5 separate regions of the Mus musculus genome follow, and all the other regions are linked to region 1. A link is a loop called in an ENCODE intact Hi-C map of the cell type or tissue named here. Cell type or tissue: heart. All regions are shown on one strand. Links, peaks and the distances in the headings refer to the core of each region. The heading gives the core; the rest is flanking DNA. Region 1 holds the start of Skap2 (src family associated phosphoprotein 2). Region 2 has its middle 12 kb from the start of Gm32328. Region 3 holds the start of Hoxa1 (homeobox A1). Region 4 has its middle 17 kb from the start of Halr1. Region 5 overlaps Skap2 (src family associated phosphoprotein 2).

The links. Hi-C counts contacts between places; a loop is a spot of excess contacts. Peaks named below come from ENCODE experiments on the same cell type or tissue, not always from the same donor. Only the 100,000 strongest peaks of a DNase experiment are listed, where the experiment ranks them.
Region 2: it touches region 1 in a loop (5-fold over the local background); 17 of 42 quality-filtered maps call a loop at or near these places.
Region 3: a loop joins it to region 1, with 2.9 times the contacts of the local background. A loop is called at or near these places in 14 of 42 quality-filtered maps.
Region 4: a loop joins it to region 1, with 2.2 times the contacts of the local background. A loop is called at or near these places in 2 of 42 quality-filtered maps.
Region 5: it touches region 1 in a loop (2.5-fold over the local background); 12 of 42 quality-filtered maps call a loop at or near these places.

The regions. Positions count from the first base shown.
Region 1 is chr6:52,010,119-52,016,236 of GRCm38, reverse strand. It overlaps Skap2 (src family associated phosphoprotein 2), which reads left to right and starts at 3,688. Exons shown (of 13, transcript NM_018773.2): 1 at 3,688-3,902. The coding sequence starts at 3,836. In heart, for the core only: no CTCF peak of the experiment used is centred there; a DNase peak (open chromatin) is centred at 3,596; H3K4me3 peaks cover 1,800 bases; H3K27ac peaks cover 1,286 bases; H3K27me3 peaks cover 386 bases.
Region 2 is chr6:51,175,762-51,181,879 of GRCm38, reverse strand. No RefSeq gene overlaps it. Among named protein-coding and RNA genes, the nearest start is that of Gm32328, 12 kb to the right of the region's middle. In heart, for the core only: no CTCF peak of the experiment used is centred there; a DNase peak (open chromatin) is centred at 3,229; H3K4me3 peaks cover 1,208 bases; H3K27me3 peaks cover 459 bases.
Region 3 is chr6:52,155,041-52,161,158 of GRCm38, reverse strand. It overlaps Hoxa1 (homeobox A1), which reads left to right and starts at 2,842. Exons shown (of 2, transcript NM_010449.4): 1 at 2,842-3,592; 2 at 4,070-5,792. The coding sequence starts at 2,938. The coding sequence ends at 4,425. Hotairm2 (Hoxa transcript antisense RNA, myeloid-specific 2) reads right to left here and starts at 4,257. Exons shown (of 3, transcript NR_146400.1): 1 at 4,177-4,257; 2 at 3,181-3,269; 3 at 2,630-2,869. It overlaps Hotairm1 (Hoxa transcript antisense RNA, myeloid-specific 1), which reads right to left and starts at 2,635. Exons shown (of 2, transcript NR_131181.1): 1 at 2,473-2,635. In heart, for the core only: no CTCF peak of the experiment used is centred there; DNase peaks (open chromatin) are centred at 848, 1,648, 2,248 and 2,788; H3K4me3 peaks cover 4,000 bases; H3K27ac peaks cover 3,230 bases; H3K27me3 peaks cover 4,000 bases.
Region 4 is chr6:52,083,226-52,089,343 of GRCm38, reverse strand. No RefSeq gene overlaps it. Among named protein-coding and RNA genes, the nearest start is that of Halr1, 17 kb to the left of the region's middle. In heart, for the core only: a CTCF peak has its summit at 3,104; a DNase peak (open chromatin) is centred at 2,853; H3K4me3 peaks cover 450 bases; H3K27me3 peaks cover 3,013 bases.
Region 5 is chr6:51,872,898-51,879,015 of GRCm38, reverse strand. It overlaps Skap2 (src family associated phosphoprotein 2), which reads left to right. Exons shown (of 13, transcript NM_018773.2): 11 at 4,429-4,541. Among named protein-coding and RNA genes, the nearest start is that of Skap2, 140 kb to the left of the region's middle. In heart, for the core only: a CTCF peak has its summit at 2,900 (motif pointing left); a DNase peak (open chromatin) is centred at 2,585; H3K27ac peaks cover 781 bases.

The DNA.
Region 1 (6,118 bases), core at 1,370-5,369:
AAGGACTGAAGCATCCGAATTTTGGTCTTTCTTCTTGAGCTTCATATGGTCTGTGAATTGTATCTTGGGTATTCCAAGCTTTGGGGATAATATCTACTTAACAGTGAGTGCATACCATGTGTGTTCTTTTGTGACTGGTTATCTCACTCAGGATGATATTTTCTAGTTCTATCCATTTGCCTAAGAATTTCATGAAGTCATTGTTTTTAACAGCTGAGTAGTACTCCATTGTGTAAATGTACCACATTTTCTGTATCCATTCCTCTGTTGAAGGACATCTAGGTTGTTTCCAGCTTCTGACTATTATAAATATGGCTGATATGAACATAGTGGAGCGTGTGTCCTTGCTATATGTTATGTGATCTATTTTTGAGAAAAAAAATCAAGAGCTATTCCTAGAGTCTAGTATTTTTCTGTGGGATGGTATGAAGGCCTCAGTCTCTTTTGGGTTGAGATTTTAAAGTTTCATGTATTATTATTATCATTATCATCATCATCATCCTAATGCAACTAAAGTATGAAAAGTACTATTTGATTTCTCTACTAATTTTTGCTATGAAAACAAGAGAAACAGGAACAATTTCTTTCAGCCTCTCTTTATTTCTCTTTCCATCTTACAATCAATCCAGTAACTTTAATAATAAACAGTAGAAATCATGGCATATACAAAACATTGCCTAAGCGAATACATCATGAGCCTGTGTCTCAGAATGGTTTGCTAGAGGAAGTGTGTTTCATTAAAAAAGTCCATTTTCTGGTATTGCCTTTTTGATTTGGACTCCTAGATGCTCTACATTTAAGGCAATCTTAATATTTTTTTGTCTCTTGCTAACAAGAGTGATCTGTCATAATGAGCAGAGCAGACACTGCCCATTTGATCTACTCGAGAGAGCTGTCTATTTGATACAGAGCAAATCACCTCAATTCCTTTGTGGAATGAATGGAGTACAAATAAAAAAGACAGAAGAATAAAAATAAATGTAGTCAGTTCTTTCTGAAGGCAACAAAGTATTGAAACATTTAGAGCCTCTTAATAAAACATGTGAGAAGACAGAACATTCTGTAGGACAAGACTAAAGGAAGGGATAATCCTTCCTAACACAGACTGCCTATGCAATAGTTTCTTATTTAGAAAAGTGGATTAGCTTGTAGTTTATTAACAGTTCTTAATTCTTTCAAGTCGGAAGAATGAAATTCATTTTTAACTCCACAAGAGAGAATTCTAATTTTCAGCACTCTTTTTTTTTTCTAATAACTTATCACATTGCTCATCTGGGTAGGGACTTTGGATTCCATTTTGATTAAACAGACACTTTGGAGATGTCTTTTTTGTTATCATTATGCATGTTTTACTTATTAAGCTTTTGTTTTTGCTGTTTTGTAAGATATAGGTACCTATAGATTTCAATTTTCCTTTTTAAAATCAATGTTTTATATCATCTCTTTGAGAATGACATAAATGTCATAGTACAATCTGAAAAACACAGGTATGTACTCACTTGGTACTGCTAACTGTACATGCTAAGCACATGCTCTGATGCTCTGTGCTGTCCCCCAGCCCTGACACTTTTTGATGAAATATTAATAGAACTATTTTATTCTAGTTGAAGATGACACTTATTACAAATTTTACTTTGTTAAGAGTTAGGAAACAGTAGTAATATAGTTCTCAAAACCAAAATTAAATTAAATGCTGTTTTCCATTTAATCCGAATTTCTTTGGTAGGACTTTAGGCTCCACATTTTAGTAGCTTCTCTCTGTGATTCTAAGGCCGACTAAAGTATAAAGAACATTGGTCTAAAGAAAGCTGGAGGGGAAAAAAAAGCTGGGATAGTGGCACATGCCTTTAATCTCAGCACTCATTGAGGTAAAAGCAGGTGGTGCTCTGTGAGTTCAAGGACAGCCTGGTCTAGTGAGTTCTAAGACAGAGAGACCCTGTCTTGAAAACAAAACAATAAATAGATAAATGGAGAAGAAGAGGAAGAGGAAGAGGGGGAGAGGGAGAAGAACAAGAAGAAGAAGGAGGAGGAGAAAGCTGCAGGGTACATGTGTTGGCATTTAGTCTAGGCTCCGCCTCACAGTTAGCTGGCAACAGTCAGGTGTGCCTGACTCACTATAAAAGGGGCTGCTTGCCCCCCTTCTCTCTCCCTCTCTCTCTTGCTCCCTTCTCTTCTATTGCTCCTGCTCCTTACCCTCTCTCTCCATGCCCCTCCCTGTGCTCTCCACATGCTTATTGCCTGCCTCTCCTCCCCTCCCCTCCCCTCCCCTCTCCTCTCCTCTCCTCTCCTCTCCTCTCCTCTCCTCTCCTTTCCTCTCCTGTCTTCTCCCCTCCTCTCCCCCTCTCTCTGCTTTTCTCTGTCTCCACTCAATTCCCCTCCCCATGCCCAAAATATTCTATACTATACTTTCCTGTGCTGGTATCTCAGCATGTCTCACAGAGACACCCCCTTCCCCCACACCATACTGTGCCTCCTACAAACATACTCCTGATTGGAGCTTTGACACAACATTCTGAGCACAACTTAGGAGAAATAAGAACAAACAAACCACTGTTTGTTTCTACCAATGTAGGTAGGTGATATTCAGATGTCATTTTGAAAATGATGTGCCTGGCAAAGGAAAGTGGAAGGTGCAACTTGATGTGTATCATTAGCCACCTTTCCAAGCATATTTTTAACTAAATACACACTTTACATTCAAAATGTTTTCCCTTGTCAGTTCCTCTCTGAAGACTCGTATCATCCTCTTTTGTATTTAAGTAGCTCTGGTAGCGTCATCTACATGACAAATATGTCTACACAGTAGGTTTTAATGGATTGTAAAGGTTGATGGCACTTGAATGTAATTATCATTTCTACACACACACACACACACACACACCACCCATTTTAAAGACTAAAGGACCCAGAACTTTTTGGATTTTAAGTGTAAACGTGTAATATTGAAAGACTCAACCTTTGCTGACTAGATTGAAGTAAATTTTATATTTTCCCTGTTCTAACCACTATTTGCAATTAAAAAATACTTAGAGCGGGCAACGGTACAGGTGGCTTTCTGGCACATTTCAGGTGCCTGACCCTAAAAGGATATTATCTAGAACTAATTCCGTCAGAGCGAGAGAAATCAACCACACCAAGAATAAGTAGGAAAGTAATGTCAGCGCCAATCAGAACGCTCCGCCGTTTTAGGACTAAGACTCTCAGGAAGGATTGGCGGAAAATGGGACTCCGTTACCTTCATCTAGTGGGACAAAGAAAGCCATGCTAGTTGGGGGGTAATGGTAGAAACTTCTTGGTGGGTTACCAGACGGGGGTTTAAACCTTGGTGGAAAAGACCAGTATTTAGATGACCCCTTAAAGGGAAAGTGCGTAAGCCTTGCGGAGGCTTTATTTTCCGGAATCCTGGAGAAAGAGAGGTGTGGCTGACATACCAGTAACGAAAATGGCGCGGACGAGCTTCAAGGGCCGGTCAGGTGACACAGCTCCAATTCGCTCCCTTCCTTCGGAGGCCTCGCCTCCTGCTCGCTTCCGCGTATGGGCGTGGCCTTCCCGGCTGTGTGTGGGCGTGGTCTACCCGGAGGCGCTTTCTTCGGACAGTCAGAAAGCAAGGTCTACGCAAGCGCAGTCAGGTTTTAAGGCCGGTCTCCCCGCCCCTTCACCCATAGCCCCGCCCAATTCTCCCGGGCGGGGAGGGGGCAGGGCCCGGCGTCCAGCGACCGCTGGCTGGAGAGCTAGTGACTTCCTTGTTGGCAGTCTCGGACGGGCCGTGTCCGGAGTCGTAGCCTCTCGGTGCTTACTCGGACCGCTATTGCGAGTCTAGGTCCAAGCCATTATCATGCCCAACCCCAGCTGTACCTCTTCTCCCGGCCCTCTCCCTGAGGAAATTAGGAACCTGTTGGCAGGTAAAGAGCGGGAAGGGGGCGGTGACGCTAGGGGCGGGGGCGCGGGGACGGCGAGCCGACAGGGACAGAAGCGCTTAGCCCTCACCCTATGCGGACGGTGGGGGGCGGGCCGTATAGGGGGACTGGGATGTCGGGACTAGAAGGGAGTGGGCGTGTATGCTGAAATGTGCTGATCCTCCCTGGACAGCCGGACAGTTATGCGTTTCATGAAGACCGGAATGTGAGGGCGGGAGATGGACAGCAAATGTTGATGAATGCATGTTTGAGAACTGCGAAAGCAGAAGTCCAAGCACTAGGTCCTGCCTGGGTGGCCTGGCCAGTAAGGATGCAGGTGCATCTGCAGGGCCGCAGGTGTTGGGAGTTAGGAGGCCAAAAGGCACTATTTCCAACCCCACCCCCATTTTCTTGAACAGTCAGGCCAAACATGTTTATAGTTTTGAAGGGTGCCCGATTTTCAAATAGCCACTATTTCTAAAGCCTCAGTAACTATTAAAAGTGAAAAAGGAAGGCTGTGTTAAAACTCCTACTTCCTGTATCATGTGATCAAGGAACTTCATCTTTGCAACCTCATCTTCCCCTTTTTGGTTTTACATTCCCATTTATAGGAACTTACTTGTAGGAGTTGAAATGCGGTTCCTCAGTTCCTCAGTTAGGTCAGTAATGTCTGGAGGTGTGTAGTTCCACTAAGCATCAAGAAAAGCTCGATAGTTCTGCACAAAATAAAAAATACATCTTTTTAGAGTATCACAAGTCTCACCTATCCTGATGGTCTTAGATACCACCATATACTTTGTCTTGTAGATGCTAACATCTGGAAATGGAATAATTTTAGTTTGGTTGTCTCTAAAACATTCCTTTCAATATAGATCATGGATTAAAAAGTTTCGCTTAGATGCCTGTGCTGTTAACTGTGTGTTTTAATCGTTAAAAACAATGTCCTCTAAAAGGTACATTTGAACTAGTAAGTTACAGTTGCAACAGTATGAGACCAAGCATCATAGAATACCTTGTTAAGCTGTTGGGTTGTTTGCATTATGTGTGGATGGAGACTTGTGTTTGTATGAACATGATGCAGGGTGAGGGTGTGCTATGTCACTCTGAGAAATGCTTCTCATCATTCATGGATAGCACTAAGAGAAATGATGAAAGAACTGTCGATGCTGATTTAAGGAAATGTTTTAGTTTCTTATATGAGAGCTTAGAGGAGTACCAGTTTGGTCTCATTACAGTTAACATTTTATGGGGTGGCGGGAGGGGCAATGCAGGAATTGCATGTTTAGAAAAATATCTTAATAATTAGATCAGAAAAATGTTTTGTTCCAGAAATGTCATCGTTTTTAGGTTGTCCATATTTGTAATTAAAAAAAATAACAACCCGGTTTTGCTTCTAAAGCTTGGACCCACAGTCACTCTTCCAACATCCTATGTTGTATGACTACAACAGCCGTCACCCACTGACCCTCACAGATTACAGACTGTTTTCGCTCTCTCCTGTATCCTGTAAAGAGAGCAGGATTATACATTTACCTGCTAATCCTAACTTCCTGTGTAGTTCTGCCATCTTTTAAATTAGAGGTTGGACTAGCATAATGTTTGAAATTAGTTTTTTCTAAAATACATGAGGGATTAGAAACAAATATCAAAATAATAACTTTGCAGATTACAAGTTAGCTTTACATTTTATTCTTAGGAGATGTTTTTAGCTCGTGGGTGTGATCTATGGTAAAGGAATAGAGGAAAGTGAGCTAGTCTTCATGGCTTAAAACAACGTTAAACAAGCTTTCAAAGAAAGTTGTTAAGATTTTTTGTGTAATTAACATCCTTAGAGGCTCTCAGTAGTCACTTGTCCCTTGAATCTTCTGGGGAGGCAGGATGACGGCAAGTCCATCACTCAGGTGTTCTTGGGAGAAAGTGCATGGTACAATTTAGAAGTATAAAGTTATAACAAAGTGATTGCATTGACTTGGATTTTAGAGGTATTGCTGTCATAGCTCTATGGTATATAGATATAAAGATAGTGCGTTCTTTTTTAAATTGAAGAAGAGATATGGATCCTGGTAGCTGTAAGCAGTCAAGGCTCTTAAAATGCATGGCACAGTGTGAATTAGTTAGAAACCAACCTTTACAGGAGTTTCAAGTCCTTTGCTTTTACAAGAAAGAAAATAATCTCACTTTATGTTTCCTATGCTCGTCATGTAAATCATCAGATGCCACAC
Region 2 (6,118 bases), core at 1,008-5,007, 830 kb after region 1:
GAGCATGCCAGTTCTCCATGTCTTTTTCTTATTCAGCCAGAAGAGAAAATGAATGAAATCACCCTTTTCACATATTCATAAACAAGAAAAATGGAATGAAAATGTATTTATTTTTTCACCGTCAGCAACTAACTTTATATGTTTAGGATGTGTTTCAAGTTTTCATTTGAGCTATGTTTGGATGCTTTAATCATCACTACTAGCTAAAGGAAACCAAAATGCACAGAGTTCTTTTCACAGCCATCTGCCACCACAATGAAAGGACTTGGCTCTGGAGTTTATTGGTTATACGCTTTATTATAAATAAAAGTGTATTGCTGTAAGTTTATGATTTAATGATAAACAGAACCATTGCTTTGTTGCTGGAACCCATACTATCAAGAAGTGGAAAGAAGTGAAAAGCACTAGAGACGTAAAATGAAGAGTGAACTGGGCCCATTTGCTCTGTTTAGAGGCCTGAACACAGCCAATCATGCGTTTTGTTAAATACTTGTTTGATGATATTCTTAATCACATATCCTTCGTCGTTTGCTGGTGTTCTCAGGTGCTGTTAATAAAAACCAGTATTCCTAAAAGCACAAATAGATTGGAAGCAGATGTTGTTAGTAAAAACGGAATTGGCAAAAGGAAAAAAGTTTGCAATTTAAAAACGGACTAATGTCTTTAATGTGCGAGTTTGCTGTGACTATGCGTTCCTGAAGGATGTGAAGCCCAGGGAAAGAGTTCAGAAAAATGTCTGAAAGAACAGTGCTGGAATTGCTGGCCGAGGTTGTAGGAGATAAACTAAACATGAAGAGTAGCCTCAAATCAGCCTGTGCTAAATTGTAACATAAAATATGACTTTAAACAAATCTTAAAAATACAAAAAGGTAAATTAATTTGGAGCATATTTCACTTTTAAGCAGAGTTCTAATTACATTTGTAAATGCATATTCCTTTTCCACATGTCAGGTATACATAATAATATTTCATAATTCTGTGTTTAAAACATGCAAATGTGACATCAGGAATTATCTATAGCCCCATTATCATTATAGTTTATTCAATTTTTTGTTTTTTTGTTTTCAAATGGCTATTTTGTGAGCATTTATTTCTTTATAATAAAATGAAGCTTTTCAAATATAGGTGTATTAAAACTGAATTTTTACAAAATCAAGTTATAGTGAAAATGGGAAAAAAAAAAGGAGAAATCTCAGCTTGGGAAAGTGAACTCTTCTTTATGATGTCATTCTTAATTTTGTAATGAAAGGAAACCAAGGGAAGTTTCTCCGAGAAGCCCTTAGAGAAAGGTAGGAAGGAGACTCCCATCGCCCAGGTCCAGTTGGAGTTGTGAGAACGCCTTGGGGTCCCTTCCGTGCCATTTAGCATCTCTGAACTTAAAAAAAAAATAGAAATACATATTAGTTCACCAGCAGAACGACTTTGTTCACAAAAGCAAAACCCTCCCCTAAACAAAACCACAAGCATCGTTCTTGGATTAAATAACTCTTCCCCTCGGTTTCTAAAATCCGTAGCTCCTGGAACCAGCACCGCCTCACCCACAGCCAGCTTCATAAACCGGCGAACATAAATATAAATATAAGTTTTTGTCATGAGGTCATAAAATTAACTGTAACTACTAAGACTCGCGTGTACAAAGGCGCCAGAGTTTTATTACTCTGCCTTACCTAGAGTTCAGTTTCAAATAACAATTTTGACAAATTATCAACTGACATCATGTTTCTTGAATGGAGGCGGATGTGCATGATTAATTACCTGTAATATTATAGACATTAATGCGCACTTCAACATTTAATCACTGGAATATTTGTGGATATAATATCATGTAGGAGGCATAAAACAACGCAACCACTTACTTTCAAGACTGAAATATACGACTGGAGTTAAATGTCATCAATGAACTGATGTAAATCCAGGGGCAGTTATTAAAACAGTTTTTCTTAATTTTATTACACATCAGAAAATGTTTTAAAGAAAAAAAATTGGCTCACACTAACCCCACGTGAAACTTCTCTTTTTCCCTAATTCCCCTAAACTCATTCTTCCGGAGCTGACCAGGTTTCCACTTTTGGAAGCTACTGGCCTCAGCAATCATTCCTGTGTGAAAAAGTGTCTACCAAACAGGGAATAAAGAGAATTTTAAAAGGGGGGTGGCTAGGTGGGAGGGGAGACTATTTTAGTTTTGTTATGATTTTTATTTTTTTGCCAAGAGAAATAGAATCTTTCCCGTTTTACTTTATTATTATTATTATTATTATTATTAATTAATTAATTAACAAGCCTCATTGACCATGTAGTCTTTAAAGTGTAGTCGACACTGAGCATCGAACACTCCCATACTTGAGTTCAAGCAGATGAGCTACGTGTGATAATTTTGTTTCTAAAAGTTGAAGAAATGTTACCGAAATGACAGATGGTATTTTTAAAATTCAGGGTCCCGATTACCTGTCCATTCATTCGTTTTTTCCAAGTGTTTGCCACCCGGTACTTTAACAGTATCGAAAAGGTAGGTTTTATGTTTAGTTCATAAGAAAAAAAGGAAACACACTTCTCAAGAACAATTTTTATTTTACAACGCCAATCGAATATCCTTGGGGCCTTTTCCCTTTGGAAAGAATTTTAACACTTGCCTCATTGACAAACAATCCACGGAGTGGTTAGTCTGAAAGAAAGTTCTGTCTCTCTTTGGTTTTTACACTCTACTACTCAATTCAAGTCTTTGAAAATTGTCGGAGCAAGGAATCCATAGTAAAACAACCACGAATTTTAATAAAGAGAAACTTCTTATAAAGATTGCTCCCACACAGGACTAGCTGCAGTAGAGTACATTAAGATTGAAAGGAAATTAATTCGGAGGGTGTGTGGGTAATATGTATTTCATGGCACAACCCTGAACGATTTATTAAAGAAAACGAAAACATGAGTTTAGGAATATATAATTCCCTTAAGAGGATGCATTATAAAGATTTTTTTTTTTTTTTTTTTTGGTTCGGAAAAGCAATCCTTCCCTTTAGGATCGCGGAGCAAGTTGGGCGAGGCTGCCAGGACCCGCCCACAACCCCGCCCCCCGCACCCCTCCCACAGCGACGCGAGTTCTCCAGTTACGAAGGGAACTCCCGTTTTTATGCAAAATAGCACGCGCGACAATTATTAACCTAGCCAATGAGCAAGCAGCATCCCGCCCTAAAGAAGGTGGAGCCAGGGACCCCAAGCGACGCCGCGCCGTGCCCGCCTCGTGTTTCTTCAGAGGCGGGCGCTGGGCGGAGAAACAACCAGGCAACGTTATTTACATGCAGCCACACTATTGGCTGGAGCTGCTACGAGGGGGAGGAGTGGCGGGAGAGTGCTGGAGGCGGGGGGGGGGGGAGGGGCGTGGCGAGAAGGGAGGGGCGAGGAGGGGGGAAAAAGGAAAGGTCCAAAGTGAAGTTCAAGGATTGGTCTAGCAACGATGACGCAAGAAAGGCATAATTAGCAAATGAGAGCACTGAATTAATGCCCCTCCCTCTAGTTCCACCCAGTAATGAACAATCCAATGAATGATGAGCCTGTGCAGAAAATTCTTTGGATATTTAAATCACAAATCTCGAACTCTATTTAAATATTTATGAGGAGGAGGGGAGGTATAGAATGTCTTCAGGAAGCGTTTCTGATTGGCTGGTTTTCCCAAGGGTGTGTTAGTCGTCCGGAAAGTGCGAGCGGGAACCCCGATCAACTACATTATTGATTATTGTGTTTCTGGCTTTATTTTGCCTTCCTCCCACCTAGTCTTCCTCTGTAATTTGTTGCATGTGTAGTTCAAGTGGCCCAGCTTTGTCGTGATTGCGCTGTTGGTATATTTTCTTTTTCGTAACTCAAGCTCTATTTTCACCGATTTTTAAAACGCAAAGATCTGGGACAGATGGAAACAATTAGAAGCTCCGCTCTGTGGACGTGTATAATCTTATTAGTTTAATGGGTCACAGGGCGCGGGACCTATTTCCTATGGATCAAAGTGAAAACAAACACGGTTAATATCCCATTTTGTTTTAGAACCAAATCGGATCGGGTTCCCTCTGTCGGTCGTGGTAATGACAATATTTAGAGAACTTAGGTTGCCTTGAAGTTTAGGAGGAAATGGAGCCATTGAAATATTCTGTTTTTAAAACTCATTAATATTACCACCAGGTAGCCGGCTGCAAGTTTTCTGAGCATTCTTGAGTTTATCACAGTAGCATGGCTATTAAGGATTTGCGTGTTGCTTGTTTTGATCTATTGCCTTAATGAAGTGAAAAATCCTGCAAAGTTCCCTGCTAATTATACTGCCTTCTCAGGTTCCTCTATTTCGGCTCAGTGTGAACATTGGAGTGCTTGGTGTAATTTTCAACTACAGTTTCTCTTAATAATTTCCTTTTTTCTGTGGATGGTGAGAACAGACCTTTTGTTTATTTACTTATTTATTTTATTCTTAGAATTTACTTGATTATTTGAAGACGGGGTTTCCCTGTATAGTTCAGGCTAATCTCCAATTCTTGATCCTTCTGTTCCATGCACCCCAGAACTGGAATCTCACAGGCATGCACCACACCTGGCCAGACTTGCAGTGTTATCTCTATTATTAAAATTAGTGATTCAACAACGTGCACCCAAAATTTAGTATTCCATTTGCTAGCATTCAGACTCCTGAGCATCAGTGGGCCCCGGATCAGAATCAAACTGTAAGGAAACTGTTTTCACATTTTGAATCGTGTGTGGTTGTGTTATTCTGAGGCAAAAATATAATCTAAGCTGTAGGTACAGGGTGGGCCAGGTCTTCTCTTCTTAGAAAAGACCTTCTCTTTAAGGCCTTCTCCCCTGCAGTAACTTCTCACCCTAATAAATTAAATGTGGCCACCGTGTGGTCCATTAGCTTGAAGTGTGAGGTGATGGCTCCTGTCAGAGGTGGCTGGCCCACTACAAACCCTTAAATATTCCTACAGATAATAAATATCTGCTCAAGGAACGGATGTAAATAATAGGTTCCTATTCCTTTAAAAGAAAAGAAAAAAAAAAAAAAACCAAACCTTTGTACCACAGCAATGAATAAAGGCACCTCAGAGCTGAGTCCCCTCAAAATGGAGAACCAGATCTTGAGAATTCTTGATCCAAGTGCAGGCCTCTGGCTCAGCAGGAACCTGAGCCAAAGTGTGAAACTCGCCCAGGTCTTCAGGAATGTAAACACATTTACATTTTTGTTTTGACGTTTACATTTACTTTAAATGTAAAAAGAAAAAGTCACATTTTTTTTTTTTTGGTTTGGATAGACCAGGATCCTCCCAAAAGAGCACTGGTTGTTAGTGAATCATTTTAATTCCAAAGAATATTTACCAGCAATTGGCCATGCAGGGCTGGGATTGAACAAACAAACCAAGAAACCAAGAAACCCGATGGTTTTCTGCAAGCCTGCACGCCGGGCTCAGGGGTTTCTGGGTCTTGGCTCTCCAGGCTTCTTAGCAGCCTTCACACCTGACCCAGGGACCGAGACAGCGTTGCATTGCTGCAGCTGCATCGCTGGAGTATATGCACCACAGGGCTGGTGGATCATTGCAGAAACCAAAACCAAAGCACAAGCAGAGAGATCTGACACCTGGGACAGATGTGACTGAAAATCTCTTCAAATTTGTCATTGTTTTTTTTTTTCTTTTTTCCTTTTTTCCTTTTGCTTTTGATCCTTATGTTTCAGTAGAACATGCAGTAGGTCTTCTCTTTACAGTCCCTTGTCCTCTGTCCCTTGTTGGTAGATCAAGAATATTCTATTTTGGAGACCAGATTAGTTTTCACTTGTGGGGGGAAGGGAGTGGAGAGGAACAATTTTTCAAGCCCCCACATACCAGGATTTAACGCTATTACTAGCTGCTGATGTAATATTGAAAACCGTTAACATTTTGTTTAGAGTTATTTTTTTTTCCCAAGGTGGAAACGTAGTCCTTTGGGTCTGAGCCTGTAGCATTATAGACAATCACATCACCTTCTCTTTTGAGGACAAAAGAATATCTACACGTGTGACAAAGTAATTATTTATCGGAGATAACAAACGCTTTGATCTCTCTTTTGTCTGTCTTTCTTTTTCTTATTTTTGGATGTACATCTCAGTATCTAATAA
Region 3 (6,118 bases), core at 652-4,651, 150 kb before region 1:
AATCCTCTTACGTATTTGCCGGGGATCCCCGTCCGAAAGCATTAAGTTAGAAGGCGTTTAGTCATAATTCATTTTTATTGCTCTTTTAAAACAACAGCTTGGCTGAGCCGCGGATGCCAAGAACGGCTCCGGGCCTCGGTTTGTCTCCTCCTCCCTCATTCTCTTTCCAGTAGAAGAGCCCTGAAAAGAGGCACTTGGAGCCAAGCATGCCGCTTGCAGAGGATTATTTCACTCATGGCCCAAGCTCGCCTTTCACCCACTCTCCTGGGGCTATTTAAAGACACTTCAGCTCGATTCCTGCGTGGGTCGCTGGCCTCCTTGCTGCTCAAAAGACCAAAGGTCTCTTACCCTGCTCAGTGGCCTTCCTGATTCCTCTGGGGTGGGGGCTGGGAAAGAATCTGAGCTGCATAAGCCTACTGCTCCGAGCTCCGGGTGAGCCTCCTCGGGAAAGCTTGGGCCTGCAGTGAGCAGAGGCCGAGCTGGTGGTTAATGGGGCAAGGTCTGCGGAGGCCCCGAGCGAGCGCTGCATGCGTGCGTTGTGGGTCCAGTAGTGTGTTTGTGTTGCTGATGAAAACACCCCACGTAGGCTACCCAGAAAAACAGGTGAAGAAAGAGGGCTTGGGGGAGTGAGAATTAGCAGAAGGGGAGCGGAGGCCTGGGGGTAGCTTTCAGGCAGGCGTCCTGGAGCCTGTAGGTTAATGCAAATCGGTACCAAGGGGGCCCACAGACGCCCCCTGTACCCCCCCCCGTCCTCCCCCCCCCCCCCGCAAGAGGCAAGGGGAAGAAGGAATGAACTGCCTTCTGCTGAGAGAGGCCCTCACCCGCGCTCACAGCATCAAGCCTCTCTCACTTCCTGTTCCTGACTCACAGGAGTCCCTTCTTTCCTCTTAGCGGGAGGACTGTCCTCCCAAAAGACTCTACTTGGATGGTTTCCCAGAAGAAGAGGCTAAGGCAGGACACTTCCCGGGTGCTCCTCCCTTTACCATGCTTTGGGGCGAGTCATGGGTCACAGAGAAATACTACTCCCCGAAAGTGGGTTGGGGTAAGTGTTCAGTTGTCACTAAGGGGGACCAGGGACGTAGGTCTGCTTAGGTTTCCAGGAGGATGGCCAGGTTTGCTGGGGGCGGGGTTGAGAGGTGTGGGGGAGGGGACAACTTCTACGTGTGGAGAAAAAACACAACCCAGAAGCCCGAAGAGTGACTTTGCATTCTTCTTCCCTTCCTATAGAGAAGGGATCCCCCCAAACTCACACGTAAATTACACTGTTAATTTCATGCCTGATATAAAGCTAGAAACATCGAGAAGAAAACTTGTGCAGAACTGTCTGCACGGTGTTTTTTAAGTGACCGCTGAATTTCTCCTCCTTAAGACTATGTCCATTCTCATCTCTGTTTGGCCTTTTCTTTCTCCAAGCTTAGAGTTGACGTGACATCTAATAGTAAACAGCAATTACTGACACCATCAGCATCATTGCAGGACAAGGTTGATGGGAAACAGGACCCCTGTCCTGGGATGATGCTCACATCTGCACGTGTCTCTCTGGGGAGTGACCTGCAGGTTCACACAAGCCCGTTGGAAAGGGTCCCATCCACTCAGTCATCTGTCCCTCCCACCTGCCGGTCCTCAACACCCCCCATGCCCCAGTCCACACAGGCAATAGGGGATGGTGGGAAGGGGGGGCTCTTCCACTCCTAACTTGCCTCTCCTGGAAGAGAGAAACTCGACGGGGGAGGTCTGCATACTTTTTAGGAGTTGCCTGTTATCTGCCCTTCTGAGGCCTACCCTAGAGTGAGCATGCTCCTGGGTCTCTAAGAGTTGGCAGATGGCCTGCAGCTCAGGCTCGGCCCTCACGCCAGTCAGCCACGTCTGCTGGCGTCAACAATCTCCTTTGCCTTCTACTCCTTAAACTCCAGTAGCAGAGTTGCCCCGATTTTGCAGGGCTACCAAGAGCAAAGCGACAGAGAAGGAGAGAGGGCAGAGAAGAGAGTGGACACCCGGCCTTTCCCAGAGAGCTGGGTTCGTAGCCCCCCCCACCCCCACCCCCACCCCCGAATCCCGGGACCCTGGGGTCGAATTACAGAAGCTCCCATTGCCATGCTATTGGCCGGCAGGAATCAGGGAAGAGGGCTCTAAGACCCTTTGGATGAGGACAGAAGTTTCTTTTCTTGCTTTGGTCCCCAGCACATTCACCATGGTTCCTCCCAGTCAATCCTCTGCGCACGTCCCTCTACATTCCGAGGCTGGCGAGCCAGTGACGCAACCTCGCCCTAGGCGCCGGGATTCCGGGCTCAGGTCTCTTGCAGGGGTTGGGTAGTGGCGGCCGCCCCGAGCTGAGGGCGTGGTGTCTGTTGGATTCCCACCCTTCCCACCCCGCGTGCTCCCAGCTCCGCCAGGGTCCTTGCGACCACGCAGAGATTTTCGGCCCACAAGATGCCCGCCACAAGAGAGCCAGGAGGCCTCATCCCCTCTCACCTCTTGCCAGTTCAGCTTTCTGGGCTGGGTGGGGAAGGGGCCGCGGAGGGGGCCTCCCATCCCCCCACATCTGGTGGCGGAGGCGCGCAAAGCCGGGCGCGCGCAGAAGGCAGTCTCGACTCCCTTTGGTCCCAGTGCTCCAAGTCAGCTCCGGGAGCGGCCGCTGCTACCGCCGCGGCCCGGGCTGCCTGGGGGGGCGAGCGCGCGTCACCTACACTGAGGAGCGCCGGGGATTTAAATGCCACTGAAACGGTGATCCATCACGGCCGCAGCCGGTAAACTTTCGCAGGCGGCTCAGCCATTGGCTGGTAGAGTCACGTGTCCTCCCCTCGAGCCCTCCGCCTGCCCGCCCCGCCTCTTGCGCACTGTACATTCATATCATTTTTCTTCTCTGGTCCTATGGAGGAAGTGAGAAAGTTGGCACGGTCACCCAGGGCTTCGCAGGATCCAATCACTCAGTGACAGATGGACAATGCAAGAATGAACTCCTTTCTGGAATACCCCATCCTTGGCAGTGGCGACTCTGGGACCTGCTCGGCGCGAGCTTACCCCTCTGACCATGGGATTACAACTTTCCAATCCTGCGCGGTCAGTGCCAACAGCTGCGGCGGCGACGACCGCTTCCTAGTGGGCAGGGGGGTGCAGATCAGCTCGCCCCACCACCACCACCACCACCACCACCATCACCACCCCCAGACGGCTACTTACCAGACTTCTGGAAACCTTGGGATTTCTTATTCCCACTCGAGTTGTGGTCCAAGCTATGGCGCGCAGAACTTCAGTGCGCCTTATGGCCCCTATGGATTAAATCAGGAAGCAGACGTAAGTGGTGGGTACCCCCCGTGCGCTCCCGCTGTTTACTCTGGAAACCTCTCGACTCCCATGGTCCAGCATCACCACCACCACCAGGGTTATGCTGGGGGCACAGTGGGCTCGCCCCAGTACATTCACCACTCATATGGACAAGAGCAGCAGACTCTGGCCCTGGCCACGTATAATAACTCCTTATCCCCTCTCCACGCCAGCCACCAAGAAGCCTGTCGTTCCCCTGCTTCAGAGACGTCTTCTCCAGCGCAGACCTTTGACTGGATGAAAGTTAAAAGAAACCCTCCCAAAACAGGTAAGTCCTGCCGGCTGACAGACAAATGCTGTTCGATTTTTGAAAGGGGCTGGCACACCTAGTTTCCTAGGAAAATGAATGATTTTTAAAAGATTGGTTCTTGTTTATGTCTAATGTCATCTAGAGTTGTAGTGAGTGGTGTAGGGTGCCCAGGTGTGCAGAGGCAAAAGCGTTTCACAGGGGCTGAGGTTTAAATGGTCTATAGTTAGATAGTGTGCGGGGAGTGGGAGGTGGTGATGGTGGTGATGGTGGTGATGGTGATGTCCTGTTAATATCTACAAGGCTCCATTAATCACGAGCCTGATCACACTAATGGTTGACTTCAGGTTAACACTGCTTACACATCGTCACTGGCGCTTCCCGATAGGGTTTGTGCTCGCTGAGTAGTTAACCGAATATTGCCTCAAGCTTGGGGCAATCTGGATAAAGGTTTAAGATTTTTTTTTTAATCTTTTCTCTCTTCCTCCCCTACCCTAGGGAAAGTTGGAGAGTACGGCTACGTGGGTCAACCCAACGCAGTGCGCACCAATTTCACCACCAAGCAGCTCACAGAGCTGGAGAAGGAGTTCCACTTCAACAAGTACCTTACACGAGCGCGCAGGGTGGAGATTGCCGCGTCCCTACAGCTCAATGAGACCCAGGTGAAGATCTGGTTCCAGAATCGCCGCATGAAGCAGAAGAAGCGTGAGAAGGAGGGGCTCCTGCCCATCTCCCCTGCCACTCCTCCTGGCAGCGATGAGAAAACGGAAGAATCATCTGAGAAATCTAGCCCCTCGCCCAGTGCCCCTTCTCCGGCATCGTCTACCTCAGACACTCTGACTACCTCCCACTGAGGCTACTCCAGCCCAACTCTGCAGCCCAGGCTTCTCCCTGGGCTGGGATTTCTTACCCAAAGCACATTCTTAGCTTATCTTCCTTTCTTTACAGACTCTCTCTTCCTTTCTCGTCCCATCTGGGGAGCTCCTGGCCAAGATAAGGTATTTCCAGAGAATTCTGGAGCCTTGGTTGGAAGTTAACTCCTTCATCCACATCGGGTGTCCACATCAATTGCTGATGGCTCCCAACATCCTTTCCTTCACTGTTGTGAGATTTTTTTCTCCCCACAACCTATGATTCCTTTTAGATGTCGGCTGGAGAACAGTTAGTTCCCTTTGCCATCAGACATTTGCAGGAAGGAGGCATCTCTCCTTTTATCTATGTATTGTTCTTCTCCACCTAGCCCTTAAGTAGGACATAGAGGAGAGAGAGTGTCCAAAGACTCATGAAGAAGAGATGCACTGTGTTTACACAATTAATTCACCCCCTAACTTAGCTGGTTTCATGTGTGTGAGTTTGCTGGTTGTAAATGCTTTCCCGTCAGAGATTTATCTTTATACACATTTTATAGAAATATGTAGGTCACTAAATCAAACAGGGTGGACAAATTCTCAAAACTGGTACAGTTCATGTGTGATTATGGGCGAAAGAAGAAAACCTCTTTCATTCAAACAGAGTCAGATGCCTCAGAAGTTGGCCTCAATTGGTTCTTTCAGAGTTAAGAAGGCCTGCCAAGCACTTTGCCTGTGCCAGGTCTTCCCAAACTCTAACCAATTCTTCCTGCTTCTCTGGCCACCCTGCATTTAAAAATCATGCTGGATCATTTGTAACCCAAAGGTATTCATTCTTTCAGTCACCCTTTCCTTCCACACTGTCTTGTATCATGGCTGGATCCAGTGTATTTCCAGCTAATTGTTAATGTGATGGATGGCACAATGAATGTATATTTTGTGTGATTCGTGACTAGTCTTCTGCATGTCGCACAATGTTCTGATGTCCCTGAAATATCACACTGAGTTCTATCAGTTATTCTTTGTGAGCCTATGATAGTCTCCATTTACTGTACAATCATGAACAGCTCTGAGATCCTGGAGTGATGTGGTCCAGAGCAGAGTTTACGGGTCTTAAGATGTCTGTAATAAAAGTATTCAAGTTTTAGGTATGCCTAAGCATCTTGTGTATTTGGCTGGACTACAGTGGTTGCTTACTACTAAGTTGGCCCATTTCACATGGGGAAGGGAGGGTGGTGTTTATTTTCAAAGAAGTAGGCTTTCCTCTGTCATGAAGCTTGCAGCTTTCCCTGGAAGAACATTTTCATCCAACCTATGTCTATTTAATGCACCGAACTTTTTACAATAACAACAGCTCTTTTTTTATTATAATCAGAGTTCAAACTGGAAAAAAAACAGTAAAGAAATATATGACAGAGATCTCTATTTGCAACAAACATGGATACTTCCTGGGTCAAGTGCTAACCTTTTCACCTCCAACTGAATGTTGACATAAACATAAACCCAGCCCCTTCAAAAGCTGAAAACTGTCTTCAGTCACTCTTTCCTCACATTCTTGAACCCAGAGCAAAGAGACTCACATTTAATCAGCTTCAGTATGGTAAGGATGTAAGGATGTCCCCGGTTCCTTTTTTTTTTTTTTTGATTGTCAGGCTATATTACCTTTTAAGTTGATGGTCTGTTCTCAATAAAGCCTTCT
Region 4 (6,118 bases), core at 1,397-5,396, 73 kb before region 1:
TGTTCAAGTCCAGGTTATTTAATTTTTAAACCATCATATATGAAGGGATTTGACTAAATGGTGCAGAAAATAATACCCAGTGTCGGATGAGGCTTTGCCAGGTTTCATTCCAACGACCTGATAAAGGACGACAGTGCACTTAACTTTCAAGATGGCTTCAGATAAGACATAAGACTGTGATTAGAAGTAGTATGGGGGAGTTTTTATATTGAGTGTTGAGAGACGAGGATAGAAAGAAAGTTGAAGCTGGGTAGTGGTGGTGGTGCATACCTCTAATCCCAGCACTCAGGAACCAGAAGCTGGTGGATCTCTTAGTTCGAGGCCAGCCTGGTCTCCAGAGTGAGTTCTAGGACAGCCAGGACTACACAGAGAAACCCCATCTTGAAACAAACAAACAAGTGGGAAGAAAGTTAGGAGTATGTGTGGGGTGCCTGGCCTTGAATCCTAGGCTGCATTTTATAGGCTGAGATGGCTACGTCTCTCAGCTTGGGTCCCAGAACTCTGGCTCAGGTCTGTGAGGGGATGCAGAGGGGACAGACACTGGGGTCAGGTGGGCTGTGCATACTCTGATGGAGTGGCACCAACAACTCCAGCAACCTCGAACTTCCCTGTGTTTATTATGTCCGGCACAACAGGAGCTTGCTAGTCTCAAAAGGAGGTATCCGTCGGTGAGCCCGCTTCAGGGTGTAGACATCTGGGAGGAGGAAGCTGCTGTTGCTGCTTTGCACACACTGTTTAATCATTTGCTCATCCCAGGACAAAAGGAAGACTTTTGTCACTCGGATCCTAATTTCCCAGAGGTCAAGGCCTTGGTCTTTGACATGGCGTGCCCACATCAACACTGAACGTTTGCTAGGGGACTTTCATCTGCTCTTTACATACTCACTCAGCACTTCCTGTGCTCCCCGCATGTGGTGGCTATTTTAAGAAATCAGACCCATTTGTCCAATGTCCTATAATACATATTGGAAATATTACTTGGAGTGAAGCTGGCCACGGGTGGGCAGTGAAACAAACAGTAACGGCTGGCCACTCAGGTTGTTGACTCCATTAGGGGTCAGGGACTGGGGCGCCAACTGCTTCTCTGTCCCTTCATCGATACACACGCTCATTTGCTTTATTGCCTTGTGGACATGGGTGTTCAAGTAAATTATAGGAGTATTTTAAATATATTGTATGGGATTAAGTCTGAAGTGGACTGTACTGACTCATTTGCCTTTATAACACTCTATTACTATTAGATTTGAAGCAGTGCTAGGAAGCCCGGGAGGAAGCAGAGAAATGTTCTCCATAACCTAATTGTCTCCGAGGACGATCTCATGTGCACGCATAATCTCATTGTCCATGGCTGGAAAATTATAGGAGAGTGAGAACAATTTTGAAGCCTCAGGCAGGAAATAGTAATAGATCTTAGTCTTTAAACTGGCACAATAAATATTGTCCAGCTTGCATTTTCCTTCGGAGTTTGTGTTATTTGTTATTTGTGGGAACCCCCTTTACCGTGACGGTCTCCGGCTACTTTTTACTCCGTTTGTTTCTGAGCTCAGGTAAGATGCTTAGTAGGCCAACCACACACTGGACGGATAATGATTTATTACAGAGACAATTTGCTCTGTCCCAAGCCTTGGAGATGGAATTCTAATCCTTTAAAATTCTTCAGTGTTTTCACAACCCACCCTTTTACCCCCCGCCCCCACTCCCACCCCTTTTTAGGACTGTAGCTTTTTCCAGCTGATTCTGAATCAAAGTGCTCACATTGGTCACCTGCAGATGACATCTGTCTAGTAGAAGTACTCGCTGTATTCATTAAGACCGGTCTTAGGCGTTTGCTCCATTGTATGAGCCTTGCTTTTTAAGATTGAATGTCACTTAAGGGAGAAAACACAACCACCAGGACAATTCCATCTATTTTTAGTTTCTGACTGGTTTGCTTATTTTATGTGTACGAGTGTTTTGCCTGCATGCACGGGTGCTGTGCACCACACACGTGCCTGGTGCCCAGGAAGTCAGAAGAGAGTGTTGGATAACCTAGAACTGGAGTTAAGGATGGTTGTGAACCAGCATATGGGTACTGGGACTTGAACCTCAGTCCTCTCTCTGCAAGAGCTACAAGTGCTCTTAACTGCTAAGCCATCTCTTCAGCTTCTAAATAACTGCATTTAGCAGGCATTCTAGAAGAATTTCACAGTAGGGTACTAAAAAAAAAATCCTGAAACATCTTTTTCTGCCTATATTATATATCTTTCCTGTGAAATAGATCAAAGAGAGCAGCAGTTCCTCCGGAGGTGTGCGGAGGGCAGGGCAGGGAGCTTTTGGATGAACACAATCTGAGAAGTGGTTGGTTATCTCTTCCTGCCTTTTCTAGCAAATGGCACAAGGTTTTAACAAGTGATGTGGATAGTAAGGACAAAAGACAGATCTGGGTTCCAGATAAAGAGGAGAGAAGGAGAAAGTCAGGTCTACCAACCCCAGTGATGAAATAGCTGTATCAGGTCAGGGCAGAAGTAAGGCTTCCATAGGTAAGTTATGAACTCTTTAACTGCTTATTCACGTAGATGTGTATTTTTTCTATACACAATACTACTACTTAGTATATGATATTATTACTTAATAGTTGTGGTAGTAAATTTTTGGCACATGGATAAGAGGTGACATTTGGCCTTTTTATGGCATCTGATTTTTACATCCTCCAAAGTGGCTGGAGTATCCCCTGGAAGATTCCCTATTGTTTCCACTCACAAACAAAGCATTGTGGTGACGGCCTTTTCAGTGGGTGTGTGATATGGCAGGAAAGCACTATGCGTCTTCGTCTTCGTCACTTCCCAGCTTCCTAAGCATCACAGCGCAAGTCTTTGCCAGATGTGAGTGGAAAGGAAGGGGCCATGAGGACATTCTCCGGCTGGCCTTGGACAATGCTGACAGCACGTATCAGCCACTCAGCACTTTCCCAAGTAGCCGCTGATGCCCGGCTACTCAACTTTAACCCAGGAAAAGGAGGTCATTTCAGGAAAGAGACTACACATCAAAGATGGTGCTGGCAGTCCTCGGGAGAGGTCATCGTCTGATATTTCCTTTAGCTTAGTGTCAGCACCCTCTTCGGGGAGTGAAACGCAGTGCTTTTCTGTCAAGGCAGAAACTGTGTGTAGATCCATCATTGCAAGCCGAGAGGAAGAAAAGCTTTTATCTCATGGCCTTGGAAGAAATCATGAGCATAAGCGTTTTCTACCACGTGTTAGGCACTGTGCTGGTTTCTTGCATAAACTGTCTAACTTAATCCTTACCATAATCAGAGCTACACCTCATTTTTTCTCTCCAGATAAGCTTCTTCCTCCAGTAGACACTGTGATTAAAGCGGCACTTATTTAAAATTACATCCTGTCTCTGACCTATGCTTTTTGATCATTGTTCCATATTACAAAATATTCTGTCTGACCTCCGCTTCATTAGACTCAAACATGGCGTGCTCCTTTTGTACGTCCCCTGATTTGCTGTCATATTCTACTATGGGTAATGAAAGTAGGAAATGACTGCCCCGGATTCTTCCCTTGTACACTTAGGGATACATCTGTGTTCATTTCCACAGCTTTGTCTCCAGGCCAGACCCCCTAGAGGATTGTGGGTTAGTGATCCCCAGCTACACCCACAGCCTAAAGCCTTGCCCCGTGGCTGTTACCTACAATAACAAAAGGTATTCTGAAGCTGTGATTAGGGCAAGGCTACGGACATGGGGAGACTACCCTGGATCATCACTGTGAGTCCAGAACAGCACAGTTTTAAGAGGGACACAGGAGATTGAGAGAAAAATCAGAGGAAGGCCCTGTGATGATGACAGAGCTCGGGTGAAGAACTTGAAATTGGAACCATGAGCCACAGAACACAGGCAGCGTGAGACAATGAAACCGAGGCAAGGAGACACGCTCGGATCCTTCAGAAACAATGAACATCTACTATGTCCCACTGATACCTTGACTTCTGCCCAGTGAAGCTGACCTAACACTTAAAACCTCTGGACTGTAAAAAAGATAGATGTATACCATTGTCTTAGTTTGGGATGGTATAAAGAGACGATCATAGATTTGGTATTTAGTTTTCTCAGTTCCTTAGCTCATGAAGGTCAAGACCAAATTGCTCGTAGATCTAGTGTCTCCTGATTTAAATAAAGATGCTATGTTCTCCTTGGTTCCCTACATGAAAGCAAAGAAAGAAGAGGCAGGCTCTCTTGTCTCTTCTTGTAAAAGCATTAAAGCCTCCATGAAGGCTTCACACTAATGGCCTAACTACCTCTAAAAGGGTTCCATTTCCAAATATCGTCACTCTGGGATTAAGGTTTCAACATGTAATTTTGGGGGCTCTGAGTTCACAGCAGTTGTTTTAAGTCACTAGGTTTGTGGCAATTTGTTATAGCAGTGGTGTGGGATGAACGGCATAATGTGTAGGTCTAGAAGACAGCTGGACAGAGCTATCTAATTGACGATAGCACCAAACACATGATGTTGCAATTGTGAGTTTTCAAGATAGCTTGTTCTTGGTCAGCCAGTCATCACCTGTGACTCACACTGTGGTACCTCTTCCTAGATGCACATAGGAATGAGACAGCCTTCCTCTGGCAACCAGCTACTCTCCATTCTTGGAGTGAGAAGGACCTTGCTGTTGAGAGAGGTCTTAGGAAGGAAACTCACCTTTGATTTACCTCCAGCTGTTTCAGCTCTGAACCTCATCTTCTCTTGCCCTTGCTTGTTCGTTAGGGTATGGTTACCATAGTAACAAGTAGTAATGAGTAACAAGGAACAACAAGGAACAAGAAGAGGGGCTTGCTAGTTCTTCCCTAGCCAGCATGGGAGAGTGAAAGTGATGGACCTTCTCTCTTGGGACATTTCTGTGGTCCAGACTCCGTGCATTTGATATTTAATTGCTGCTTGCAATCGGGAGTTGCAGAGAAGGTTCTTGTAGGTTCTAGATCTAATTGGAAAGAGCTATTTTAATGTAAGGAGAATGATAATCTCAAAACAGCACCTCAGAAAATAAACGAAAGCTATAGTGGACAAAGAGGAATTTTAACAGAGTATTGACTTTTAAGGAATATTTTAGTATTAACATCAACTCTAATCCTCAGCTAAGAAGTAGGTGTTATGTTAAAAATATTTATGATTGTCAGGAAATCTATATTAACATTCACATTTCAAAGAATAAAATGCATTATAATTCAGCCAGCAATGAAGCTAAATTTCACACCATTTATTTATTTGAACTCTCATGATTCAGATTTTATCCAGGATTATATTGACCTGTGGAGGAACTAATTAGAAGACCCCTTTCCCATCTCTCTTCCTCTTTCCTTTTTCAGCATCTGAGATTAAACCCAGGACCTTGTACATGCTGGTATGTATTCTGCTAGTAGGCTGTATCCATTTATGTATTTTTATTTTGAGATGAGGGTCACTAAATTCATCTAGGCTGATATTGAACTTGATCTGCAGCCCAGACAACCTATGCTGCAGTTGAGATTATAGGCCAGAACCACTAGGTCTCCTGGCTGAAGAAGGCCTTTTTAAACACTGTTCTGTCTGTTGTCTGTCTGTCTGTCTGTCTGTCTGTCTGTCTGTCTGAGATAGGGTTTTACTGCTGTGAACAAACACCATGGCCAAGGCAAGTCTTATAAAGGACAACATTTAAATGGGGCTCGATTACAGGCTCAGAGGTTCAGTTCATTATCATCAAGGCACGAACATGGCAGCAGGCAAGCAGGCATGGTGTAGGAGGAGCTGAGAGTTCTACATCTTCATCTGAAGGCTGCTAGCAGAATACTTGCTTCCAGGCAACTAGGAGTAGGGTCTTAAAGCCCACACCCAGAGTGACACACCTACTTGAACAAGACCACACCTCCTAATGGTGCCACTCCCTGGGCCAAGCATATACAAACTATCATTCTATTACTCTGTCTGTCTATCTATCTATCTATCTATCTATCTATCTATCTATCTATCTATCTCCACATATCTATTATCTACATATCTATTCATCTATCATCTTCTATCTATCTATCTATCTATCTATCTATCTATCTATCTATCTATCTATCTATCTACCTACCTACCCACCCATCTTTCAATCATCTATC
Region 5 (6,118 bases), core at 1,337-5,336, 140 kb after region 1:
ACACCATGTACACACACACAATACGGACAACTCTTCTTGCTTGTTGCTATTTCCAAGTAGCACAAGATAAACTATCTGTAGCACAAACATGAAGTTAACTTTGATAAACCAGCATTTATTTTACAGGGAAAGAAGAGATGGGCAGCCTTCTTATCAGAACTTTACACCTCTTCACAGCCATATGTCAGCTGGGGTGAGGTCTGCCCTGTCACCCCCAGGTCCTGTAAAGAGCTGGAGCTAGGGTCACCTTCCTCTCTCTGATATGTCCATACATCACTCTTTTGAGTTGTCAGAAGCAGGGTGGACAAGCAGTGCGTGTTCAGGAAGTAGCTTTCCTGGGGCCTTCCTACTGTGACATATGGGAAGGAAGCGGGCCTGACTCTAGACCTGGACAGGAAGGCAGGAGCAGGTTGCTGTAGAAGGTTTGGGTTTGCCTTTTTTTTTTTTCCTTGACAGAAAGGAAACAAGACAAAGTCATTAGTTGTTAGCCCTCTTGCCCTATAAAATAGAGTTGTAAAACATGGCAGCAAGCAAAGCCCAGGCACTCTATGCTTGATAGTAAATTAGGTATCTGTTTTTAAAGTTCTGAATCATGATGCTTCTGCCAAGAGCATGCATGTTTCTTTGTAAAATGTCTATGCAGGTAGAGAGGGTAGAAACAGATAGTAGATAGACCTTCCACAGGCACAAGTGAGCATGCCTCAAATGTTTGCCTTTGAGGGTAGGGGGAAAAGAGTTTTTCTCAAAGGAATCCAGTAAGTTGATGAGCTTTTCATGCCATAGCCACAAGATACTGCAATGTCTGTCTCTTGTGCCACAGAGCTCTTTCAAGCCATCATTCAATGCCTTCGCAAAGCAAGCCGTCAGGGACTCTGTGCTTGCCACTAGGAGCACTGAGCTGACAAGAGTGTTGCTTTCTGCCTAGCATCTCATCTTGTGAACTTCTAACCTCGCTCAAGAATTTGATGTATATTTTTTACATTGACTAATTTTGCAGGAAGAGACTCAGTGTTGCAATGTAAAATCTAAAGGTAAAGCTGAGTTCATCTTGTCTCCTACAAGTCGCTTCACATTCACTCATCTTACAAAGGTCATGTATATTTATAGGTATATAGATGGGCCCGCTTGATGTTTTTAACAATATAAAAATCTGCTGTCCTTTCTAAAACACTTTTCAGGCTTGCAGTACTTAGGGAAAGGGTCTCTGGTGTCGGCATCATGCTTCATTCATTGTCAACATGCCTTTTATAATCTTGTGTTTGTGGACTATCTGGCGGTTACTTGCTTAATTTGTACTTTGGTAACAATCCTGTTAGCTTTGCCAAATATGTATTTTTATAAAAATTTAAAAGCTCATTGTGTACATTTTTCAAAGGCTAGCTAACTTTCCTTTTTAAACCTTCTTTCAAAAGTAATTCATGCCCCTCAGGACAGCACACATAGCAAGGTGACATTTTGTGTGTAATTTTCAAAATATTGACTGTGGTATAGATAGAATGGTGTTAACATGCCGAGTAAAGACAGCGAAACCACATTATCTGTGCTTGTGAGTGTTCCATAGTCTACAGAATGCCTGCCTTTCTTGGGGCCAGGGATGGTTCTCAGCAGGAAGGCATTCTGACTAGCCTACTCGAGGCTCTGCATCTGCTATCCCTGTGCCACAAAGCAAAGCAAAGTCATGTCCTGTGGGTTATCTCCCCGAGCACAGGCAAAGACTGCTAGTGTTTGTGAGCCTTCTGTGCTTTCAAAGCTGTTTTTGTACATGAGTTTTGTCTATGTGTGTTTAGAGCCACTCCATTTTAGAGATAAGCTATAGGAGCTTCCTGCTTTCCACAAATAAGATCACTCCTGATTCTTTTTGTCTGGCATGCTTTCCGGGGAGGCAGCTAGCACACACACTGCTGGCCTTCCCCTCACTGTAGATGCCCGCTCTTCACTTAGAACGCCAGTCATAGACGCACAGATGGCACACAGAGTGCTCCTCAGCGGTGCTCACTGTCCATGGGACCGACCGTCCGTCATTTTTTGGACTCCATCATCATCAAGATTACAGGAGGCACAGTTGAAAATGTGTCTTTCCCCGGCTCTGCTGAATCCCTGGCTCTTCCCTGACTTCCTTGCAGCAGTGAGGTTTAATGGAATGCCCCTGATGCACATCTAGGGAGAGATGCATCTTGTACACCGTGGGGGTCTCTCCCCTTGCTGCTCCTGTAACTCCCATTAGTGTTAATGGGAGTCTCTCCAAGTGTATCCAGGGAAAGAGAAACCAAAGTGGTAAGAATGTGTATTTAAAATCACTGGATACTTGGGGTTTTTTGTCCTTTCTTTCCTCCCCCTACTTAAAAAAAAAAAAAACAAAAAACAAAACAAAAAACAAACAAAAAACATGTTAATTGAAAAGTACTGTGAGAAGGTCTGAACCAGAGGAGGGCCCGGACAGCTGGGACCTGGGATCCCACAGCTCCACCAAAAACTTTGACCTCAGTTTTTCAGCCAAAGTTTGTTTCTTCCACGTCTTCGGACCAAGCCTAAGGCCTGAGCAGCGTGGGGAACAAGTTGGGGGGTGGGGGAAGGGCTACTGGGGAAACTAGCTATTTAGACCTTCTTTGACTTGGCTAGAACTGTGTGGCAGGCCTCACGTGTGAGATGATGTCATCCTGTCTGCTCTAACTCCTTGACTTTCAAGCTGACACTGAGAGACCACATGGGGTGCAACATTTGACCCAATTAGCAGTTGATTTAATCTGACAGGAATGTTTCAATTCTAAATCTCTATTTGTCTAAATAAGTGGTTTTTAAAGGAAATCAGTCACTTTATTATTAAGTGATTTTTAAAAAAAAAAAAAAAGAAAGAAAGAAATGGTCAATGCTTGGAGGTATCTGGCCAGCTGGAGTGCCCTCTAGTGTCTGTTTACAGAATGTATTTAATATATGCCTGGGGGCTGGGGGAGGATGTGATAGGGGTGGCCACAAGCACTATTAGCTCCTGGTTGGATTCTGGGGCTTGCACATGCCCCTGCTGGTTTTAGTGCTCTGAGCCCAAGTGCTACTACAGTGGAGAGGCCAATACAGGGTCGGTCTCTCTCTCTCTCTCTCTCTCCCTCTCCCTCCCTCCCTCTCCCCCCTCCCTCTCTCCCTTCCTCCCTCCTTCTTCCTCCTCCTCCTCCCCTCCCCCAATCCTATCATGCCGCTCCTATTGTCCCTCTCTTTCCATCCTAAAAAATAAAAATTAACAGAGGATTCTGTTAGGTTGTATTTTCTAGTCCTTGTTTATTTTCTCACAAATTTAAGTGAAACGGTGCATCCCACAAATACTTAGATTCCATGTTATTCAGATTCTCCTTTTTAAAAAATGTTAAAGACATTAAGGAGAATTTAAATCTCCTAATAAATTAATACTTTGTGGAGATCAACACTATGCTGACTGTACTAATGTGGCCGTTTGTATTGAGGTTGCCAAGACGCCTCTTGTTTAAAAGTGAGATGACAAGCCTGATCCAGCATCCATGTCCACGTTATCCCGTGGATTCAAAGCTGACATTGCAGCGATGGAAGCTGTCAGCACATCTGTGTTCCGCCTGGCTAGTGAATACACGGGCATTTTGTGTCTTATTGATATAACTTGCAGTCTTTTTTCCTTAACTCATCAGAACTCAATTATCACGAAATTAAAAACAGGAAACAGTTCTCTTGTGTAACAAAAGCATCCAGCGTATTTAACTGTGTGCTGTGTTTTAGGAGCCACATTGTGTGAGTGACAAAGCATACATTATCCAGTTACTGTGGTATTACGGAGCGACGAGCACTAAATAATCAATCAGTTAATGGTGTGTATGGCAGTTTGAGCACTTCACATCCATTGTGCTTATGCCAGGAGAAGGATGAACTGATAACGCCACTGTGGGAGCCTAATGTCCTAGACCTGACGAACAAAAGTCTGCATTAGCAATTTCACAGCTGCAAAAGTATTTTAGAGACAACTTTGAGAGACTTTGGATACAAATGCTTTATATTTGAGTATTAAAGTATGCTATTATTATTATGCTCTTATCAAGTGTTCTAAACTCCATGAAATTGTTACTTCAGATATGTCCAATCTGTCCCTTAGATATTCTGATGGTACAGTAAGACCAGTTGCTCTTTAAACACATAGCGAGTGAGCTTAGGACTTTCCATTAAAAATGAGCAGAAGCACCTTGCTATTTGAGAATGTAATTGCTACAGGTTATAGATTACAGATAGAAGTGGAGGGGGCCATGAAAAACCAAACCTTCTGAAACAATCTTCATGAGCATGCTCAGGAGTAGTTGCAGGTTCACTAAGATGTACCATGATCCAGGCCAGGGCTTCTTTCTTGGCAATCTAAAATGGTTCTTTAATTTCTTTTGATTCAAGCCTTAACCCCAAGTCTCTCTCTCTTTTTCCTAGGAGATAAAAGCACTGATTACGCTAATTTTTACCAGGGTCTGTGGGACTGCACTGGAGCTCTGTCTGATGAGTTGTCCTTTAAGCGTGGTGATGTGATTTACATTCTTAGCAAGGTAAGAAAGTTACCCCCCACCCCACCCCACAAATGACAGCTGTCAACGGGAAATACACAGCTCAGTTCTCCTGCATTTAAATTTACAACACAAGGGAAAAATGCCAGTTGGAATTCTTCTAGGTCCTAGTTAACAATTGGAAGTTCACAATAATTAATTATTTTGTCAAGTGAACTATAATCAGAATTTAAACACAATCAGATAACAGGATTCAACTTAGCCGTGTGTTTACCTGTCACTCTAGCCCTTGGCAGGCATCCACCTACTGCCTTATCCAGAAACAATATACTTATGTGAAAGTTAACATTGTAAGGTATTAGGTTATTAATTATGTTTTTCTTGCTTCTTCCTCCTTATTCTTCTGTGTGCTTATTCTGAGTTTGCCTGCCATTCTCCAGTAGAAACATTGTGTTTATAAAAAAAGGTTTTCATCTTTGTGTAAACACATTGGGTGTTCCAACAATTTAAAGGCTCTATATTCAGACAAGTTGAGGTAATTTTTTAAAGTTTAACACACTATATTTGTAATTGCAGTACCAAAGTATATTGCCACAAACTCATCTTTATGTACATGAGAATCGTGTCTTTGCTTTTTAAGACACTGCACTGTAGAACCTGTCTGCTCCAGACATCAGTTTCTGATGCAGTGTTGGAACTCTCTTAATTTTCACTCTGAAGTTTTTCCTACTGTACTATAGGGATTTTTAAAAATGTTTTTAAGCTTATCTTAGCACCAAATCATGAATGAAAATGACTTAAATATAAGCAGGGAAATGTTATATAGGTCATAAGTCTAACACTTTATAACCCTAAAATTATTGAGCTGAGAAATATTTTGGATATTTCAGAAAGATGATATGTGTTATTAGATACAAAGAGAATTTGAAAATAATGTCACATTTTGGATTTTAATGTTGGTTGGCTGGCACTGAAAATCTTGACCCAGCTGGTCACAGAATCTTAGAGTGGGCATCTTAATGAAGATTGTCTATTCTTGGTGCAGATAGAGTACATGAGCTAGCTATATTATCTTGACTCCTAGAGTAGTTCATTTCTGTCCCTTCTGCTTAATCCCATCCCATCCCATCCCATCCCATCCCATATAAAGCATGTACAATACCAGGACACATTCTAGACATCAGGAATCCTAAAGAATAATACATAAGCACTTGGAGATTAGTAGGAGAAGTGCGAGAAGGAATATTTACTAATAATACAGATTACGACTTATTGAGAAGCCCAAAGCCAAGGCTGGTTGTGAACTCCAGTCAGCCTCCCAATGGTGGGATCCATGGGTTGCTATGTTATCTTACTGTCATATCCACATGACAGCTTTTGGCTAAGTCTGTTATCAAACATTTAATTGTCCCAAGTTAAAATAGCAGCTTTTAAAGTTAATTACTTAACAGAAATAACACTGTTTGGCCCAGTTCTTATCAGGAAACTTTCCTGAAATTCCTCCCAAATTTACCAAGCTCACTGTTTATTTAACTAATGTAGCTGTGAGTATATAAAATTCAAAGGTTGATTAACTTGTATTTGAAATTTCAGAGTGTAGGGATATGTGGTACAGCACT